Regions from separate parts of the Homo sapiens genome. Here region 1 is linked to region 2. A link is an interaction called in ENCODE POLR2A ChIA-PET data of the cell type or tissue named here. Cell type or tissue: OCI-LY7. All regions are shown on one strand. Each heading gives the region's core, and the rest is flanking DNA. Links, peaks and the distances in the headings are about the cores only.

What was found. ChIA-PET counts read pairs that join two places held together with the same protein. Peaks named below come from ENCODE experiments on the same cell type or tissue, not always from the same donor. Only the 100,000 strongest peaks of a DNase experiment are listed, where the experiment ranks them.
Region 1: POLR2A ChIA-PET joins it to region 2 with 12 read pairs; 2 of 35 experiments call an interaction of 5 or more read pairs at or near these places.

What each region holds. Positions count from the first base shown.
Region 1 is chr20:38,990,393-38,997,422 of GRCh38, reverse strand. It overlaps DHX35 (DEAH-box helicase 35), which reads right to left. Exons shown (of 22, transcript NM_021931.4): 6 at 5,908-5,969; 7 at 4,998-5,067; 8 at 2,543-2,602. Among named protein-coding and RNA genes, the nearest start is that of DHX35, 32 kb to the right of the region's middle. In OCI-LY7, for the core only: no CTCF peak of the experiment used is centred there; no DNase peak of the experiment used is centred there.
Region 2 is chr20:38,809,093-38,816,122 of GRCh38, reverse strand. All of the region lies in intron 1 of PPP1R16B (protein phosphatase 1 regulatory subunit 16B), which reads right to left. Among named protein-coding and RNA genes, the nearest start is that of PPP1R16B, 6.9 kb to the right of the region's middle. In OCI-LY7, for the core only: no CTCF peak of the experiment used is centred there; DNase peaks (open chromatin) are centred at 3,012 and 3,812; H3K4me3 peaks cover 964 bases; H3K27ac peaks cover 2,058 bases.

The sequences.
Region 1 (7,030 bases), core at 1,336-6,335, 180 kb before region 2:
ACAATAAAAGGCAATTGTGAACAATTAGTAAGTATTAATTAACAATGAATCTGGCCAGGCGTGGTGGTTCATGCCTGTAAATCCAGCACTTTGGGAGTCCAAGGCGGGAGGATCACCTGAGGTCCGGAGTTTGAGACCAGCCTGGCCAACATGATGAGACCCCATCTCTACTAAAAATACAAAAATTAACCAGGCATGGTGGCTCATGCCTGCAGTCCCAGCTACTTGGGAGGCTGAAGCACGAGAATCACTTGAACCTGGGAAGCAGAGGTTGCAGTGAGCTGAGATCACACCACTGTACTCCAGCCTGGGCAAGACAGTGAGACTTGGTGTCAAAAAATAAATAAATAAATAAATAAATAAATAAATAAATAAAATGAATCTAAGAAAAGACTTGGACATTATAGTTTTCAACATAATAAAAACTGGAATAATTTTTAACTTAATTTAATAATTTTTAAGGTGGGGGGTGAAAAAGAGATACAGATGTTCTGTGTAATGTAGCCACAGAGGAGCTAACTAGAGGTGAAGTCAGCCACAGTCCACAAAATAGCATGCCAGCAGATACCATGGGTGAGGGAGATGACAATTAAACAGGGCAACAGAGGAGCTTTAACCCAAAAGTTACCATGGGCAGACCTAAAACAACAGACTCCTACAGCCTGTGGAAAGGTCTGAGAAACCAGTCTCGGGACACGTTGGACATTTACCTTCGCTATGGTAAGCTTTCTCTCTCTCCAAGTTGTTCTGTATCCCAGAAGCCACAGGGAGACTAGGAGCCAGGAGCCAGGGACCACATCTCACCTGGATTTCAGAACTGGCCTCCTTACTAGAGACTCCATATCTACTCTCATCTCCTATACACAGCACTCAGAATGATCTTTATAGAGCTCAAACATGATGAAGTCACTGCCCTCTCTCACATGTTCCCATGGCTCCCAACCAGATACAGGATGGAGTTCATCCTCTCTGGCTGAGCCTCTAAGGCTTTCCGTCATCTGACCCCAACCTCCCCATTTTAATCTTCCATTACTTCCCAGTCAGTCAAAATTCATTCAACCCAAGTGCCTACTCTGTGCTAGACATTGTTTTAGGTGGAAGAGATAAAATAAGACAAAGTCCTGATCTTCATGGAGCTTATATTTTAGTGACAGGAGACACACAATAAACAATGCATATAATGTTAAATAGTGATAGACAAGTGAGAAACATAAAAAAAATCAGAATAAGGGAATAAAGAGCAACTGGGGTGCTGTTTTAGAGAGCGCCTCTCTGAGGAGATAATAAATGCTCAAAACTGGAATGAAATTAGGAGAGAACCTTAGGCTGTCCGGGGAAGGAATGGTCTAAAAAGAGGGTTCCTCCAGAGCAGAAGCATGCCTGGGTTGTTTTGAGGAACAGCAAGGAGACCAGTGAGGCTGAAATGTAGGGAGCACTGGAGAAAGTGGAAGAAGATAAAGTCAGAGAGGGAGTTCAAGGGTAATTCACCCATGAGGGCCTGGCAGGTAAGATAAGACTCGAAGCTCCATGAACTCATGGTCATGTCCCTGTGATTTCACTTATATTTAGGGTGCCCTTCCCCACCTTCATCCATCTGGAAAACGGCTGTCCATCTTTCAAGCACAGCTGGTAGGTCACCACCTCTGCGAAAGTTTCTGGACACCCCCCAGCTGGCTGGAGTTAAGGGCTCCCTCCTTAGCTGCCTCAGAACTTTGAACACACTGAACTGCAAACATCTATTTCTGCATGTAAATATAGTAAGTGGTCAAAAGTATTTGTTGAGTTGAGCTGCTGTTTAAACTATAGGTCCACAAGAGAGAAAAATAATGTAAACCTAGCCACAGAAAACTTTAACATGGAAATTATTATATATACAGGAGAAACTTTTTTTTTTTTTTGAGATGAAGTTTTGCTCTTGTTGCCCAAGCTGGAGTGCAATGGAGCGATCTCAGCTCACTGCAACCTCTGCCTCCCAGTTTCAAGCAATTCTCCTGCCTCAGCCTCCCAAGTAGCTGGGATTATAGGCATGTACTACTACGCCCAGCTAATTTTGCATTTTTAGTAGAGACGGGGTTTCACCATGTTGGCCAGGCTGGCCTCAAACTCCTGACCTCAAGTGATCCACCCACCTCAGCCTCCCAAAGTGCTGGGATTACAGGTGTGAGCCACCGTGCCCAGCCCAGGAGAAACTTCAATTGCACAGAAAAATCTAAATCTATACAGTATAGTCATAAATAAACAAATTCAAGAAATACAGGCTTATACTGAAAAAACAACAAAAAGAAGCTGTGTAAGTGGGGAGAAAGACAGTATGTAGATAAACAAGACAGGTAGGTAATTATGAGCTCAATTAATTACAGTCTAATTTCACAAGCTGAAAAGGAGTAACCTCTGATTATATGAAATCTAGGACATCAGATGGTCCCATAAAGAAGATAGGGCATTCTGCCAAAGATAAGCTCTTGCTAGAGGTAACTTCCCAAGGATATATAGGACAAAAGTGTTTGTGAGGAGAGGAGGAAAGGGGAGGCAAGGCTCTTACGTCTGCATCCAGAGTGGCTGAAGCTACAATCAATCGAAGATCCCCTCGCTTTTTCTGAATCTAAAAAAGAAGACATTTGGAAATAATGATAATAGTGCAACACTTATGGATGAGATCATTTGATATCTGAAATGTATTTCAAAAATTCAGTGTCTTTTTTTTTCTTTTTTGCCTGAGGAGGAGGTAAGGGAGCTTACAGATGAAAGGACTGACTACAAATTAATAATTGTCAATAAAGGGGGGGGGGGGTCATTACACTATTACTTCCAATTTTGTAAATGTATGCAATTTTCCAAAGTAAATTTTTTTAAATTATAAAAACTATAAAGAAGCTTTAAGACCCAAATTTGAATTTACTGAGAATAAAACCATTTTTTCCTGACACCTGGGTCTCAAGATAGTTTGAATCTATGTATGAAAAAGTATATTAAAAGCAAACAAACAATAAATGATAACACCAAGACAGAAATATGGCAAAAAAAAAAGAGATAAAAGATATTAACAGTTACTCAAAGAAACACATAATCAACAGGCATTGGAGAAGTGACCAAATGAGCTACAGCTAAGATATATAATAACAATGAGATTTTTTTTTCCCCATCTATCCCATTGGCAAGGATTTATTTTTTTAAGGCTAATACTCAGTGTTGGCAAAGATTCAGTGAAATCGGCCCTCTTATTATACCGTTCCTGAAAAAGGTAATAACATGGTACAATAATTCCCTTAAAGTATCAAAAAATCTAAATCTTTGGCAATGGAATAAAATAACAATGAAAATAATAATAATAACAACTAATACAGACTAACTTATGTGCTAGCCCAGAGGCCCTGCATACAGGTACACAGTGTACCCACTGTGCAAAGATGCCTGGCTGAGGGGGCTAGGGGCTTCAGCAATCCGGTCCACCTGCCTCCCACCTAGCTCTAGACATCCTCCCAGAGGGAACATCTTTTTCTAATTTGCACAAAAGAACCTCACAGTCTAGCTGTGACCCTATGCCAGGCACCAACCTAAAAGTTTTTTGCTATCTTACTTAAGCTTCATAACAAATCACAATATACAGTACCTATGTCTAAAAGAACTCTCTGCAATGATGAAAACTTTCCTTATTTGTACTGTCCGATGCATAAGCCACTAGCCACCTGTGGCTATAGAGCCCTTGAAAAATAGCCAACGTGAAAAAAAAAAAAAAAGAAAAGAAAAATAGCCAATGTGGCCGGGCACAGTGGCTCACGCCTGTAATCCCAACACTTTGGGAGGCCGAGGCAGGCAGATCACCTGAGGTTGGGAGTTCAAGACCAGCCTGACTAACATGGAGGAACCAAACCCCATCTCTACTAAAAATACAAAATTAGCCAGGCATGGTGGCAAATGCCTGTAATCCCAGCTACTCGGGAAGGCTGAGGCAGAAGAATCGCTTGAACCTGGGAGGCAGAGGTTGCGGTGAGCCAAGATCACGCCATTGTATTCCCGCCTGGGCAACAAGGGCAAAACTCCGTCTCAAAAAAAGAAAAAAAAGAGAGAAGAAAAGAAAAATAGCCAACGTGACTGAGAACCTGAATTTTTTTACTTTCTTCTATTTTAATTAACTTTTATCTCAATAGCTACAGGTGGCTAGTGGCTACCATAAAGGAAAGTATACCAGCACAGATATAGAGACTACTATTTTCCCCATTTTAGAGATGAGTAAACTCAGCAAAGCCAGAATTTGAACCCAGGTAGTCTGACTCAATGCCTATGCTCTTAATCACCCTGTTCTACCACTTCTTTCTAGACTCTAATTGGGAATCTGTCCAAAGAAAACAATCAGAAAATATGGGAAGGGAGGAGAGAGTGGAGGTTAAGATTGAAACAAGATTGGCTGTGAGTTGTAATTGTTGAAGCCAGATGAAGGGTACATGGGGGTCATTATACACTTCTTTGGGATATGTATGAAACCTTAATAATAAAAAGTTAAAGAAAATAAACAGAAATGCAGCAGATTCAATTACAAGGGTGCTTGCTACAACAGTATTTATAATATTTAAAATCTGCAAGCCATATAAATTGCTAACAGTAGGGGAAGTTAAATACTTTATGATAGAGATGTGATTAAATAGCCATTAAAAATAATATCTTCAGAGAATATTTAAATGACACAGAAAAATGATCCTAATGTAATGTTAAGGGAAATATGCAAGATACAAATTAGTATATATAATTCAATCAATCCCTAGTATGCCAAAACAGATCCAAGTACACACACACTCACTCACACACACACACACACACACAGAAAAGAGAAGAAAATATACCAACATTCTACCACTGATATTCTCTGAATGGGTAGGATTATGGATGATTTTAATTTTCTTCCTTGGTATTTTGTTGTACTTTCCAAGTTGCTACAGTTGCTTTTGTAATTAGGCAATAAAATAAACACACACAATGAAAAGCTGGCAGTGAAGTCATACCTTTTTTAGCAAGCCAATGGCAATGTCAGTGTACAAGGTCCTCTCGTGGGCTTCATCCAGCATGATGACACTAAGAATCAAAGAGAAGCTCTCAGTGAGCCTCTAAAAAAGCCACACATCATCTCATCTAGACCATCAAAGAGCTTCTGGGTATTTAGTCCTCATACAATCACTTTGCATCAAAAGTAAACCTAAGTCACTCTTCTTTGACAATGAGGCAATTCTTAGGTTAATAAAAACGGTGACATTAACATACCTGAATTTTAAAAAGTGTACTATTGTTATCTTTAAGCGTTTTACCATCCACACTGAATTCCAACAGAATTTAATATCTGATTTTAAATGAAAACATAACCAACCTATAACCCCACAGAACACATAAAAATCAGAACAAAGCCCAACCATCTGAAGACTGTTAAGCTATAACAACAGTCAAAGAGGTAGCTGACTACAGTTGTGACACACGTGGGCCAGGGGGTCAAATGTGACACTCTCCTCGAGAACACCAGAGCCTAGGTAGGACAGCTTTAATGCTGTGAGTGACAGACAGATAGACAAAGAGGGGGAAGTGATAAAAAATTATTTGGACTCTGTATATTACATTTAACACAGGGCAGTTAGTTCTCTGCAGTCACCATCAATACTGGAGTGTGACAAGGCAAAATAAAAAGGACAAGTCACCAGACTAAGTAATGATAGGAATTTTAATGTGCCCATTTTTGAGTGTCTGTAAAGGGCCATACTATTTAAATTCTGAGAAAAACACCAAGGGTCCCAACAGCCAAGGTCAAGAGAAAAGCTTTGGGGCAGCTGAACACAGACGTGAATCCCAGCTACTAACACACCTGCTTCTCCGTCTACCTGGGGACTTTGGAAACTAGGAAAGCTATCATAAGAAAAACACATTTACCTATATTTTGTTAACAACGGATCAACCATCATTTCCCTGACCAGCATTCCATCAGTAAGAAACTAAAAAATAAAAACACAAAGCTTTAGAAATAATTCACTTACACTACATATTAATGGTATTTTTTAAGTTCAAGTGCAACCTCTTTGCCAGCATGTGTACAAGTAAATTCCCACAAAGGACTGTGAGAAAATGCCCCCATATTTTCGTTATCAAGCAATGTAATTGTTCACAAAAGGCTTTAAACACAGGGTCCTCAGCTGGAGTTGCAAATCTTTGAGCAGAATTTCACTTGCCTTTATTATGGGAACATCAGCTATGCCCCATTTCCTCTGGGCTTGCACCACCAGTACTATCGATAAAGAGGCAGTGAAGACTAACTGGTATCTGCCCAAAGAAACACCCTAAGTGTAAGATAATTGCTCTTCAAATGTCCCAAAGACTATAGATTGCAGTTCTTGAGGTTATTAACTTAAACTTCAATTAATATTATTTTACAGACTCTAGATAGGATCATGGTTAAGCACATGGGCTATGGTGTCAGACTGCTGGGAGTTCAGATCCTGGCTCTACCTCTTACTAAGCTGTGTGAACCTTGGACAAGTTACTCATCTTCTCTGTCCCTGATTGCTCATTTGTAAAATGAGGTAATCAAAGTATTTACCTCACCAAGTTAATGTGAAAAATAAATAAGATAGTATAGTAGTTCCTCGGTATCCTTGTGGGGTTGGTTCTAGAAACCCCCCCAACCCACACCAAAATCTGCAGATGCTCAAGTCCATTATATAAGATGGCATAGTATTTGCATGTAACCTATGCATACCCTCCCATATATTTTAAATCATCTCTAGATTATTTAGAATGACTAAAACAATGTAAATGTTATGTAAATAGTTGTTATACTGTATTTTTTTAAATTTACATTATTTTTTATTTTTATTTTGTAATATTAGCAATTCAAGGTTGGTTGAATCCACAGATGCAGAACCCGCAGGATGCAGAGGACTGACTGTACATGTAAAGCGTTTAGCATAGGACCTAGGACAGAGTAGTGTTTAAGAAAAGTCAGCTAATATTATTTCAGATTAATGAATCTTTATAAAATGCTTCAGACACATACAGT
Region 2 (7,030 bases), core at 832-5,831:
CCCCACTAAGGATAAGCTCCATTATTTTTTTTTTTCTTTTTGCTTCTAATCAAGTTGTTTTCTTTTGAGAATTTCAAGCCTCCTCACACCCTGGGACATAATGCATACGGTATTTTATGAATTCATTTGTGATATTAATGAATATAGAGTTTATCAAACAAAAGTTAGCTAAGCTTATGCATTTCTCTAGCACAATGTGAACCATACAGTTTTGCTCTCATTTTATTTGTTCATTTGTCTGCCAACTCCAGGAGATGGGATCAACCTGAGGGCAAAAGCTGGTTTCATTTAATTTTGTATCCAATTCCAAGCCTAAGGCCAGGTACAATGTAGTTTCTGAATATTTGATCATCATTATGTAGGCATAATCCAAAGGGTCATAAAATCTAAAAATTACTGTAGAACCTTATGCAGAAATGTTCTGCTTTATATCTGTCAGACTGACAAAAATGAAAGTTACTTAATCCTCAGTGCTGGAGAATAGATGGGGGAAACAGTCATACACTGTTGAGGAAACAGAAATTGGTTCAGCCTCTTTGGAGAACAGGTTAGCAATGTCTATCACAGTTGAAACTGCCAGGAATTTTCCTTATGAATAAAATCATCAGTATGTAGAGTATACAAAGATATATACACTGTTCAAACAAGGATGTTGCAACATTATACATTTGTAGGAGGAAAAAAACTGGAAACTATCTTAGCCATCATCAAGAAACTAGAAAACAAATGATGGTACATTTTTATCACTGGACTATCAGATAGCCTTAAAGATCCAGGTATATCTGTGTGTTGGCATGTGCTCAGATAAATTAGCTGAAAAAGAAGATCTCAGGAGAGTTTTGTATAGTTGTGTTAAAAAGAAAAATGGATAAACATGTAAATGAATATGGGTTTATATATGCATATGAAATTTATGGAAAAATACATAAAACATTTATAGATTTATTCCGGGGAAAAGGGATGAGTGGCTGAGAAGATGGGGAAAGTTTACTTATGATACACTTATATACTTTGTGTAATTAAAAAGCATGACATACAGCCATAGGAAAACAAAAGCTTAAGTTTATATATAAAAGAAAAAAAATGAATGACATTTTGGTGAAAATCTTCCCTATATTTTTATAAGGTAATTGGCAATGTTTATAAGGCAACATTTCCTCTCTATCCAGTCCATGGGATAGCCAACGACAGCAATAGTTCCAGAAAGAAAACAGGAGACAGAGAAAGTCACCAAAAAGAGTCAAGAGACCTAAAGAGAATAAGTGTCAAAATTTGTATGTTTTACTTGTTCTTGGATGTGAGGAAACAAAGGCAGTTCTGACTAAGAGTCTGAACTAAGACATTCTGAGAACTCTCCAGGCTGGCACAGACTCTGGGGCCAAGAAGCGGAGGAGACTAGGGATGCCCAGGTAAGTAATGGCCATAAGTAACCTAGTGAACAAAATGAATGACCCAGCTCCTGGGGACATAATGACACAGTGCTTTGCTCACCTATTTCCCTAGCTCCTGAATACTCCTAGGGACTAACTCTAATGATAATAATGCCATAAGAATAGTTGGCATGTATCAGGTACCTCCTACCTGCCAAGCAGAGGCTAAATGCCTAATCATATCAATTTATATTATACTATTATTATTCCTGTTTTACATATGGGGAAATTGTGGCTCAGCAAATACACACATGTAACTTACTCAAGGTTGCAGTAGGTGCTGGAGGTAGGAATCAAACCCGTACCTGACTCTAAAGCCAGCCAAGGTCATTGCTAGCCTTCCCCCCTCTGAAGGAAGGACAAGAAAAAAGGTACTCCCTCAGAGTAGGGATAGCCCCATAAAGAGAAGACAGCATTTTTATGCAAAGAAAGGGCCAGAGAGTGTAATGATTCAGTACAAGGACTTTGAAGCCGGATGTCCTGAAATGGAATCCTGACTTTTCCATTTACTGGCTGTGTGACCTTGAGTAAGACATTGAACCTCTCTGCTTCACTTTCCTGAACAGTAAAATCAGAGTAGCACTAAAGTCACACCTGGCCAGACACAGTGGCTCATGCCTGTAATCCCAACACCCTGGGAGGCCGAGCCGGGTGGATCACTTGAGGTCAGGAGTTTGAGACCAGCCTGGCCAACATGGTGAAACCCCTTCTCTACTAAAAATACAAAATGTAGCCAGGAGTGGTGGCGGGTGCCTGTAATCTCAGCTACTCAGGAGGCTGAGGCAGGAGAATCACTTGAACCCGGGAAGCAGAAGTTGCCGTGAGCCGAGATGGCACCACTGCCCTCCAGCCTGGACGACAGAGTGAGACTGTGTCTCAAAATAATAATAATAATAATAATAATAATAATAATAATAATAATAATGATGATGATGATGATGTCACCCCTTAGAGTTGTTAGGAGGACTAAAGGAGTTAAGTAGACAGCACCTGGCTCATAATAAGTACCAAGTGATTATGATGAATATTAAGAAAAAGGTGCCCGTCCCTCTAAGCAGATGCAACCCTGCAGGGTGCAGAGCTTGGCAAGTGGATCCACAGGCTAGATTTCAGCCTCTCCTTTAGCCGAGTGCCACTGTGCCCATCAGCAATACACAACTCTACAACCTTACATAGGTCCTGCTGAGCAATTAACCTGCATGTACTGGCAGTTCTTCCTCCCACCTTCCCTTCCATCAGTCTGGCTGTGAATCAGAATCACCTGGCACACTTTGAGAAAATACAGACTTTCAGGGCCCTATATTGGCTGATTCTAACACAGGTGGACTGGGCTAAGGCCCAGGCATCTGTACTTCTCACAAGTCCCAGGTGACCAGATGACCCAGGAACACCATGTACCTGGATACATGTTTTTGAAAGTACTCAAAGCTCATCATTCTAGCTGACATTCTGGCTGTCTGAGTTGCTCCTTGAGACCAAGCATCCTCTTTGTCAAGTCTGGTCCCAGGCCTGGGCACACAGAGAAGGGGCACAGTGAACATCTGTGACTCCGCAAGCCAGCCAGCACAGCAGATGGCTGTGTGAACAGGCACAACAGGCTGCATTTGCTTTCATGCTTAAGCGGTTTGCACCAGGGAACCCTCACCTGTAGACTTGGGGTCTCCCATACCCTTGCTTCTCAAAGTGCAGTTCACAGACTAGCAGCTTGACACCCCCTGGGAGCTTGGTAGAAATGCAGAAAACTCCATACCCAGCCCTACTGAGTCAGTTTCTGCATTTTAGCAGGAAACCAAAGGGGATCCATATGCAAGTTTGTGGATACGCCCTAGATCCCTTCTCCCTATCCAAGTAAGTTCTAACCAATGGGCACATCTAACCTGTTCAAACACCCTTTGGGGCCAGTCTTCTCCTTCAAACTCCTACAGAGACCCAGAAGAACAGCACAGTCCCTTCAACAGCCCAGACTCACACTTAGCAGCCAGCCTAAGGCTCCAGGTGAACCTTCACTTTAATAAGTTATTTATTTCTAAGTCCATATTAAAATAAACCTTCCCAATAAATTGAAAAAGAGACACCTCTGGCCTCTATAATTCCAGGAAGTAAAACACCCTCCTCTTTCGTACAGAATTGAGACCCCTGCTTTCCTGCCTAAAGCCATCCAGGGACATCAAACGGTCCAAAGAAAACAAGCGATGTCTTCCCGTTGGCCAAGCTTCAAGTTATCAGGCAGATTTCACACTGCAGTTTGACCTCATTAATCCAAGGCCTATCACATTGCTGTAAATGTCAGTGGAAAATAGCCATTCAGTGGGTTTCCTTCATTCCACTAGAAAGGGACAAAACAGGAAGCTGACAAGCAGCTGTGCCCCAGCTTGGCAAATCCCAAGGGCCCAGCTGACAGCACCTATGCTCCTCTGCCCCAGCCTACTTTCCAGATAAAGACGGGTCCTGTATCTACATGGGTAAAATGCAGTGGTGATGGCAGGAACAATTCAGATAATCTGGGCCCCCAAGCACCTGCTTGGGAAGGAAAACAGAGAGCTCGGTCTGAATGTCTTTGGCCTGAGTTACTAATTGGCTGTTCATCATTCAAGTTCATCTAAATCTCTTCTGCCTATTCAAAATGTTCCACAAGCTAAACCCCTGGGACTCCAGGGGACATAAGGCCTTCCAAGTCCTCATTCATTCCTTTAATGCATATTGATTGTCTCCTGTGTGCTGGACATCATGCTGATCACGCTGGCCAACTGGAGACACACAGCTGAATGAATTGGACACAGTCACGGACCTTATGGGGCTCATCGTCCAGTGTAGTCTTTCTTAACCTCAGCACTATTGATATTTGGGATCAGATCATTTTCTGTTGTGGGGGTGCTCTCCTGTGCACCACAGGATATTTAGCAGCACCCCTGGTGTCTACTCACTGGATGTCAGTAGCTCCTCTCCCCCACTATCCCCCGAAAAGTTGTAACAACCAAAAACGTCTTTAGACATTGCCAAATATCCCCTGGGGAGGGTCAAACTGCCCCAAGTTGAGAACCACAGGTCTAGTGGATGAAACAGAAGACTAAAAGAGTAATGCTCACATATAACCATATAATCACAATTATAAGTACTGCAGAGAAAAATCTGCTGGATATTACATCAATATTATCTACAGCTTGGAAGCCAAGCATTTTCCATATGATTACAAATCCTTATGACAATTCAGAATTGTGTTTGTGAGTTACTATTTAGCAACTTATTGAAGATGCTAAAATTAGCAACTTATTTCTTCATCTTTATTTCCAGATGAAGAAATTAAGGTTCAAGGAAGTGAAAAAATTTCCCTAGGCCCCAAAGCCAGTGGAGGCAGAGCCAGCATTTGAACCCTGGCCCCAAACTTTGCCCCCATGTAAAAGGAAATGTAAGCCTGTGTTTGGATGTCCTCTGAAACAGGGAGGGTCTGTGGTCATGTGATGCTCTGATCAGCCATCCTAAAAGATTCATTCATTCCTTCCTGGGGCCACCGTGGGGCTCAGCCACCATCTTGCCACATCAATCAAGCTGCACATTGCCTGCATCAAGGCACATCTGTGGGCGAAGGAATGCCATTCTAGATTCTGAGACATCCAAGAACACCTCCCCACAAAGCGTCTGCACCCAGGAATTTCCCCAAAGTCAGGTTACATACCCAGAGCACACCCCACTGTGACCCATCTCCAAAATGCCTACTGCCCAGCGCCCAAAGGTACACAAAGCAAAAGAGGCCAGATATTCTGCAGTCAGCCTTAGATTTACAAAGTGTGTGAAGAAGGTGGTGAAGGATAGCACATGGCAACTTTGAGATGCCCCCCAAGACGTGAGTTCCTGTCACTTACAAGCTGCATGCCCTTTAGCAAATTGCCTCACCCTCTGTGCCTCGGTTTCTCCCTCTGTGCAGTGGGGGATAAGTGCATTCATTTCAACGGATTGGTATGAGAATTCAATGGCGATGCAAGTAAAGACCTTTGACAGTGACCAGCATCCAGAAATGCACTTGGTGCTATATCATGATCAATCAGTGAGTCAGGTCATGACGCTTCCTCCACTTCTACCCTCTTCTCTCAGGTGAGAAACTGAGTCCCAGGAAGAGAGAAACAAGTGCAGAGGTGGGAAAAGCATCTCAGGAAGAGGGAGTGGACCTCTTCTTCTTCGTGCTTCCTGGGTGGAATGAAGAGGGAAGGATGGTGAATGTATGGATAGTTGAGCAGAGACCAGCCCTTCCTCCCATGCAAAAGTTAATCCTGAAGTTTCCTGGACAACCCTCACTAGAGAACCACCCTCCAAGGAAGGTGCAGAGGGACTGCCTCGGGTCAGTGAGTGTTTAATCCTTCGGGGCTCCCGGCAGGATAGCCTCTGCTACCTCCCTGGCCTTGCTTCTGCCTCCATCAAACTTTCTCATGACTCTGCTCCATCAGCAACTCCTCCCACTGCTCTCCAAAAACATCCAGCACTTTTAAGCCTCGGTGCCTCTGCACATGCTGTTCTCCCGGCTAGGGCTGCCCTACCACCTGGAAAACTGTCACTGAAGGGCTCAACATGCTCCCACAGCAACTTTTGCCCACCTGTTATTGGCAATAATAGACTAATAATAGCAACGAACATCTGTGAGCACTTATTAATATCTAGAAAGCCCAAGCTGGGTTTTTAAGTTTTTTGGTTTTGTTTTTTTTTTTTTTTTTTTTTCGAAACAAGGTCTTACTCTGTTGCCCAGGCTAGAGTGCAGAGGTGCACGCAATCATGGCTCACAGGAGCCTCCACTTCCCCCGTTCAGGTGATTCTCCCACCTCAGCCTTCCAAGTAGCTGGGACTACAGGTGCACACCACCATGCCTGGCTAATTTTTTGTATTTTTTGTAGAGACGGGGTTTTGCCATATTGCCCAGGCTAGTCTCGAACTCCTGGAGTCAATCAGTCTGCCCACCTCTGCCTCCCAAATTGCTGGGATTACAGGCATGAGCCACCGCACCTGGTCCAAGCTAGGTTTTTTATCCACAGTGTCTCACTTCTCTCCTCACATCATCATCTTAGGGAGGTGGCTTATCTGCTTGAGAGGTAAGGCCTCTGTCCATCCTCACCCAGCTACAAGGTGGCAGCTTCAAGATTCAGACCTGGGTCAGCCTGAGCCATGTGGATCTGCTCGTCACTCTCTCTTCTTGCTGTTGCAGCCTTTATCCCACAGTGTCCTCATTATCTGTCTCCAGGCCTGCCTCTCCCCATAGAGGGAGAACTCTGAGAGCTGCCTCATTCATCTTGAAATCCCTTGCTAAGCACAAGGGCTGGGATGGAATAAACGTCTTTTGAATGAATCAATGAATCCTGGAAAATGGCAGTCAGCTGAGAAAGGCTAAGTGGCTGCTCACAGACTCCCCGGGGAAAAGCTGGTGCTAGACTCAAGTTCCCAGGAGTGAGCCCCCACCCCCGCCCCAGGAGACAGGCTGAGAGGCTTTCCCCGTCCTGATGGCTACAGGCAGAAGAGACAGGGTCGCACTCACTCCCCACCCTAGCACTGGAGGAGGTGGGACCTTTGAGAGTCCAACACAAAGGAGGAAATAGTAGTGATGGTGACAATGATCATTT